Regions from separate parts of the Mus musculus genome. Here region 1 is linked to region 2. Evidence: chromatin contacts called from ENCODE Hi-C data. All regions are on one chromosome and are shown on one strand. Each heading gives the region's core, a stretch centred on a gene start or an enhancer-like site at or near the end of the contact. The rest is flanking DNA. Distances are from core to core; before and after follow the strand shown. Region 1 holds the start of Hps1 (HPS1, biogenesis of lysosomal organelles complex 3 subunit 1). Region 2 holds the start of R3hcc1l (R3H domain and coiled-coil containing 1 like).

The links. Hi-C counts contacts between places; a loop is a spot of excess contacts on that map.
Region 1: a loop to region 2 is called in a map of regulatory T cell, with 2.8 times the contacts of the local background. The contact joins the promoter of Hps1 here to the promoter of R3hcc1l in region 2. A Hi-C loop is called at or near these places in 3 of 37 maps with a recorded cell type or tissue (T-helper 17 cell and regulatory T cell).

The regions. Positions count from the first base shown.
Region 1 is chr19:42,778,067-42,781,654 of GRCm38, reverse strand. Hps1 (HPS1, biogenesis of lysosomal organelles complex 3 subunit 1) reads left to right here and starts at 1,677. Exons shown (of 20, transcript NM_019424.3): 1 at 1,677-1,741; 2 at 3,009-3,101; 3 at 3,372-3,533. The coding sequence starts at 3,417. It overlaps Gm16244 (a long non-coding RNA gene), which reads right to left and starts at 2,623. Exons shown (of 2, transcript XR_386720.3): 1 at 2,312-2,623; 2 at 81-2,215.
Region 2 is chr19:42,517,240-42,520,917 of GRCm38, reverse strand. It overlaps R3hcc1l (R3H domain and coiled-coil containing 1 like), which reads right to left and starts at 2,113. Exons shown (of 7, transcript NM_177464.4): 1 at 2,061-2,113.

The sequences.
Region 1 (3,588 bases), core at 428-2,927, 260 kb before region 2:
GTAAACTCCTCATGTACTCATGGGCCACACTTAAACATACACACACACACACACACACACACACACACAGAGACAGATCAAATAATGGTATTTTTAATATATATCTAACTTAAAACATATCTACAACATAAAGAAATCTTACAATCCAATAATAAGTCAATGGCTAAAAATAGATTAATAATAATAATAATAAAAGGGGTAGAAGATATGAATAAATGTTTATTTGAAAGCAAAAAAAATTTTAAAGCTACACAAATGAAGAGAAAAACCACATGAAGAGATGATCGGCGCCATTCTTTAGTCATCTGCAAGACACAAGTCACTAGCATCAGGTAACATGGACTAGATTAGTTATAAATTGTTCACGGGTAACAGTTATTCAGGCTTACAAACTGTTTGAAACAAGGGGGAAATGACCGACCGAAGTCAGGATAGTGTCGGCAGATTCAGGACTCCAGGAGACTGATGCTTGTGGCTGTACTGTGGAGCCTGGCTGAGCAGGGTGGTGGCGAAGGCGCAGGCGCAGGCGTTTGCGATGTTGTTTAATTGTACCTTAGGTAGCTAGAGTGGCCGCAGCACTGGCTCTTGGCCTCTGCCTAGTGGGTGCGGAGTGCTCATGCTGGGTCGTACACAAAGTTTCTCAGAAGCACCAAGGTACCCAATGAGGACCTGTGGTAGGCGCCCAACCTCTTCTGTGGACTCCATTGGCCTTCTTCACTCTTTCTGCCCCTCCAAATACACATAAAAATCTTGATAGTATGCAATCACTCGCAGGTTCAAGACAAAAGCCCTAATGTGTATGCAGCCCTCAGTCAGACTGGGAACCTTTGTAAATCAAGGAGCCCAAAGGTAGCTGGGCTCTTCTGCATGGTGTACTGGCTGGTTTTGTGTCAACTCGACACAGCTGGGGTTATCACAGAGAAAGGAGCTTCAGTTGAGGAAATGCCTCCATGAGATCCAGCTGTAAGGCATTTCCTCAATTAGTGATCAAGGGGGAAAAGCCCCTTGTGGGTGGGACCATCTCTGGGCTGGTGGTCTTGGGTTCTATAAGAGAGCAGGCTGAGCAAGCCAGTAAAGAACATCCCTCCATGGCTTCTGCATCAGCTCCTGCTTCCTGACCTGCTCGAGTTCCAGTCCTGACTTCCTTTGGTGATGAACAACAGTATGGAAGTGTAAGCCGAATAAACCCTTTCCTCCCCAAACTGCTTCTTGGTCATGATGTTTGTGCAGGAATAGAAACCCTGACTAAGACACACGGGTTCCGCCCCCTGGAGGTAAGTAAGGGAAAGCACCCACAAAAAGGGTACCTTTCACCTACAACTAGATTCGGCAAGAAAACGAAAGGCTGGGAAGGGCCAGGTGAAGGTGCAAGGAAACCTGGGTTCTGGTTCCATTTGTTCCTTCTTCAGCAAGGGGGTTCCCTCGGGGTTCTCAGTTGCCCCTTCTGTAAATCTGTGGGGAATCCCTTTAGCTAAATCAAGCAAAAGAGACTCTAGAAATGTCACCGGCTCAGCTGGTGCCTCTAAAGGCAGTGAGATACCTACTTATGCCAGGGTGAACGTGGCACGGCTCCCTAGCGGCGGGTGACCAGCAAGCACAGTAGCCTGAAGGGTGAGCAATGCCTGACGGGGCGGGGCTCGAACCCACAAAGCAGGCCCCGGTCATGTGGCTGAGTCACGTGTCCTACCCGGAAGCGCGCCGCAGGCTGGCTACACGCTGGGCGGTGCGAGCCGCGGATCCGGTACGTGGGCATCGTGGGTGACCAAGCGCAGTCCTGGGTCGCCCCTCGGTGGGCACCTCCGGCAAGCTCTCCCAGTTTGGAGAGGCCCGGGCACCCGGGGAAACCCGCATCAGTCTCATGCCTTTTGGAGCGGGCGTCACAAGCCAGGCCTTCGTCCCCGGGAGGAGAGGGGGAGGGTACGTCAGAATTTCTGGGTGTCGTTGAAAGAGTGCTAAGCAGCTATTGGGCGGAGCCACGCAGTGAGGCGGTGCTAAGCGGCGCAGGGAGAGACTCCCTCCTAGGCCAGCTGCTCCTGCTGGAGCATCACAGGCTATAGTCCCCACCCCTCGCACCCACCCCCCAACTGAGCTGTGTTAGGCGGGACAGAGGCCACGGGGACAGTTTGCTAGGGACAATGAGAGAACTGTGACCCGGGTGGTAAAAGTGGGTGCAGGGGATTTTTCTCAGAATCGCCCTTCTCTTCAAAGTTTCCTCCTTTTAGAGCAAAATATAAAGAGAACAAAGATCAGAAAATGAGGTTAGCCGCAACCGTAAAACCAGATACCCACCGAAAAGTATGCGGGTGCTTACCGGAAGTTACCATCAAGGCAAGCCCGAGAATGGTGCAGCCAGGCTCAGAGTTTCATTGCTTTCAAAATCCCCAGGATCAAACCTTCCTCCTCCGCCTTAGATTCTTCTTGCCTGTTATCAAAATGGGAGGATTCCAGAGGCAGCTTATTTCTCTTGTTATTTGAAGCCGGGAAATAAGAATAACACCTACCCACCGTTCTTGTCCTTAAGATGAGCCTACTGGGCTGAGGTTGCGACCTGGCTGGTAGGAACCCCGTAACCCGGTAGGAAGGTGCAACAGCGCTCTGTTCCCTGGCCTCCCAAGAGGAGTTTGAATCTCTGAGTTGAATGGGACCTTAGGAAAGCCCAACCAGAACCAAACCCGAATGCAGCTTTTCACTGGGACCTCCTGCCAGCTTGCGATGGGTTGTGTAGTAACCCATCCCTGCTCACCGCTCCCTGGGGCTGCTCAGGGTGGGATTGCTGACCCCACCTGTGTGTGAATGAGTGACCCAAATATAAACTGTCCAGTTGCAGAGGAGGTAGGAGCTAATGTGTCATCAACGCTTGCTCCACATAAAGGACACCTTCTAGCTTGTGGTCCTTAAAATGGGGGAACCTGTGACTTCTCAGCCCGTGTCCAGGTTGTCCACTCTCAGGAACAGGCGGCAGTGGAAACCAGACCCTCTGAATGCCTTCATGCCTTTTCTGCCTTAAGCATTTGCAGGCCCAAGGATGCTGTGCTGCTGTTGTCTGCTGACCTGGTCAGAGTATCTAGCTCCTCAGAAGCCCTGCTGTGTGCTTTGCCAAGGTAAACCATGCTCCTCTCCTGGAGGATGGAGGGTGGAGAGGTGGGCAGCACCCACTTGAAGAGCAGAATGAGAGGAGCGAACTGAACTGCCACATGCACCTCTTTGTACATTTCTTCCCCCTCCCCCTCTCCAGCCCTGCCCCCACCCCCCATGTCACTACTTCATTGGGGGAACCAAAGACAGGAACCCCAGAAGGACTGGGTGATGGCAGGCATGCAGACGAGGGTTCCGTGAGTGTCCATTGTTTTGAAGCCCATCTCCTTACCCAGGCTGAACTCACGGATGTGACCTTTGCCCTCGCTTTTCCCTGGAAGATGAAGTGCGTGTTGGTGGCCACCGAGGGCGCAGAGGTCCTCTTCTACTGGACAGATGAGGAGTTTGCTGAGAGCCTCCGGCTGAAGCTCCAGCAGTCAGAGGATGAGGAAGAGGAGGTAATTACAGAACAGGCCGTCCTGGTGGAGGTGGGGTTGGTAGAGGAGCCACAGA
Region 2 (3,678 bases), core at 864-3,363:
TAAGCTAAAACGTTTGTTTTGTTTTTGTTTCACACCGTCTCACCAGGTAGCTCTGGCTGACCTGAAACTGATATGCAGACCAGGCTGACCTTGAAATCACAGAGAGCCATTTGCCTCTGACTTAATAGGATTCAAGGCATGAACTGCCATGCCCAACTCAAGCTAAAACTTTACAAACAGCCTAACTTAAAAACTGTATGTGTGCTGGGTGGTGGCCCATGCTTTTAATCCTAGCACCCAGGAGGCAAATCTCTTGTGAGTGTAAAGCTGGCATGATCTACAGAGTGGTTTCCAGGACAGCCAGGACTATACAGAGAAACCATGTCTCAAAAATGAAAAACAACAACAACAACAAAAAAAAAAAAACCCTATACATGTATGCATATATGGGGGGGGGGAATAGAGACACAAAAATTGTCCTATAGAATTCTATTCTTGTCAATATCTGAGTCATAGTTAATTGTCCTGCTAGGAGCTACACTACATAGTGAAATACACTCAAGTACAGGTTACAAACAAAAGACCAGTCCAATTTAAACTGACAAGATAAAAAAATAAAAAAAAAAAGAAAGAAAGAAAAAGAAAAGCAATCTCTAGAAAAGTATTTACTTAAGAGCATACCCAATAACCACGTCAGAGCAGCACTATGGGAAACCTAGGCAACCCTAAGAGTGAAAAAGAGTAATTTTTTTTTTTTTAAAGAGGAGCTCTTCCTGGCCTGGAATTCACTACCCAGACTAGGCTACCAAAATCTCCGAGACCAGCCAGCCTCCGACTCTGGTACTGGGATTAAAGGCTGCTGTTGCTTGTTATTGTTGTTGTGGTTACTACTAGGGAGAGAATTCAGAGCCTTATGCAATCTTACCAATGAACTACAGACACCTCAACCCTGCGCTAAATAGCTCAGGCAGCTATTATTACATGAGTAAGTAGTGCCTGCAACCCACAAACCCTAGACACTGGTGGTTCAGCACCAAGCTTCGGGAGCTCTAAGTCTTAGGGGATGCTTGTCATGTGTAGTGCTTCCAAGAGCGGAAACCGAGCAACAGGGGCAGCTGGCTGTGTGTCGCATGCTGATGGGCCTCGAAGTTTGACACCGATTCCACAGGTGGTCAAGCCCTAATGTCACCTCTCCGCTTGAAACCTTGCTTTAACACTTGTAGGTTTCATCGCAGTTTCTAAAGACACCATTAACTCCGGTCTTCATAAAGACATGACCGTTGATTTTAAAATCCAACTGACCTGGACCACACAAGAGAGGGTACAGGAACTTTATTTTAAATGTTTTCTAGCACAAACGTCTCACACATAGATCATAACACTGAAAAGCATAGTACAAAAGACCCTGCACCCCCTCTTTTTTTTTCCAGACAGAGAAACCAAGGTGGTGGTAATAGGACTACAAAAGACCACAGGTCCATCAAGTGGCCAACCCATCATCCTCTCAGGATTCAGACTCTATAAACCCCGTACTCTTTCCCTCACAACTCAGATGCGACGAAAAAAAAGTTTGTAAGACAACTTTCGATAAAGTGGGTTGGAAGTTTTCTGAGGACCGCCCGAGAAGAGCAGGAAGAACATCCTACTTTACAAACTGTTCCCGGCCAGCCCATAGCCCGGGGGTCCTAGCAGCGGAGCAGAAGTGCCACTGCCCGGGAATCGCCCGCGGCCCCGGGCTGTCCCGAAGCCACCTCGGTGGTCCACAGCTCCGCAGCCCAGAGGGGTCCTAAGACCCCGCTCGCTACCTGGTGACTGGAGACGATTTCTACCAGAAAGAAGCATTAGGGCAGAGGCCCAAGGCAGGCCTCCGGCCCCTTAGAAAACAGAAGAGACCGGAGGGTGGCCCTCCCGCCCCGGGGCTCCAACAGGTCGAAGGGCGGAAGCTTCCCAATAACCTCCGCCCCAGGCGGGGGCCTGCCCCGCGCGTCACCGGAGGAAAAGAAAACCAGCGTTAACACACAGGAGGAAAGAGGGTCCTCTCCCGAGCCGGAGGAAAGACGCGAGGGCAACCAGCACCAGCTCAGGGAGAGAAAGAATCGGGTTCAAGGGTTCGTGGTTACCGGGACGCTGTCGCTCTCCGCTTCCGCTGCCACCATGAAGCGCCTGCTCTTCCGCTCGCCGCTGGGGTGCGCGCCAGGCCTTGGCTCCGCCCACGCCGCGGGACCTCCTGGGAGTTGTAGTCTTCGCGAGCCCCTGTCGCGTCGCGTGGGGGGCGGGGCCGGCAAATGGAGAGGGCGGGAGGGCGTTGACGCTCCTCTATCTCCTGTATCGTCCATCCTCCATCTCAACCCTCAGCTGTGAAAGCGCTCAAATCTTCTCACGTCCTGCTCAATCATAACCGTGTCTCTTTCCTCGTCCACGGGCGAGTTTCTTCGAGCGTAATCTGCACTTAGCGTCTCTACTTCCTTCCTTGTGTGTGCTGAGTTCTACACTGCAGCTTCTGCCCCCCGCAGAAAATGTCCTTGTTGCAGCCAGTGTCCTTGTCGCCAAACCCACTGCAAGTATTTTCAGGCTGTCTAACTTAAGCATTAGTCATTGAAGCTCTTGGACATTATCATTTATTTTCTATGACACTATCCAGCTTTGCCTTCCTCATTCCATGCCGTTCGACTCGGTCTCTTCCTGTAATTCTCCCCCCCCCCCCCGAACTCACCTCTTGAATATTGTTCTCTGCAATTCTTAGAATAAGGAAGGGGAGCGTCCAGCCCGGCCCCTTTTTTTGCTTTAGCTTATCGTACTCCCAACTTCTAGACGACCCTATCTCATTCCTATCTTGCAGACTTGTCAAAAAATGGCTTGAACGCTTTGGTGGCGCGAATGGTATAGCCCTGTGATTGGCAAACAGGTGAAGTGCCCAGGATTCGATCTCGGAACTATACAAGAAAAAAAGAAATATTTGAAAAGTTCATACTGTGTCTCTCCTCTCTGTTCACTGCCTTCCCATCTATCTCCAATGCCTCTTCATCTACATTTGAATGCTAACCAAACCCTGTAGAGGCTCTCTCTCTAGCATTTGAGTCTGTTCTTTATTTCCACTGCCAGATACTTAATTCCCACTTGCTTAGTTTCTTAGCTGATTACTGTTCTCCTTACTGATCTCAGTACGGCTGTGGGGTCCTTACTGCCAAAGGCCGAGTTGTGTAAATAACAAATTTAATCAAGTCGTGTTTGTGTTAAAACCCTGTAAAGACACCATTCGATTGAGTTTGAGAGAAGGAATGAAGGTGAACACCTTGGAGCTTTTACAAAATAGTAGTTCCCAATCCACTACTCTCCTTCCCATCCCTTACCAGATCTGATTATGGGATAGGTTAGATGTGAGCCTTCCTAAAAAGTTTCCCCCTCGGGTGAGCTGACCACTCAGCAAAATGGTTGTATATTATTGCTTACAATGGGCCAGTGCTGGGGCCGAAAATAATGAGCAGACCAGTGCCTACCCCTGTGGATTTATGGTCCCTTAAGAAGAGACAGATACTAGTCAAATGGTTCCATAGCAAAAAACAAAAGCAGCAACAACAAAAAAAAATCGTCATCAGCTGAGCTAGGAATTGTGGGAGTAAAGTAACCTGTCCTTCTCTCTACTTCCTGCCATAGCCTAAGCTGGGGATCAAAGCATGGTCCTCGGTCTGAGTAGACCAGGGAGAGCCAAACTGTCAAATACTTGGATTGAATCATATG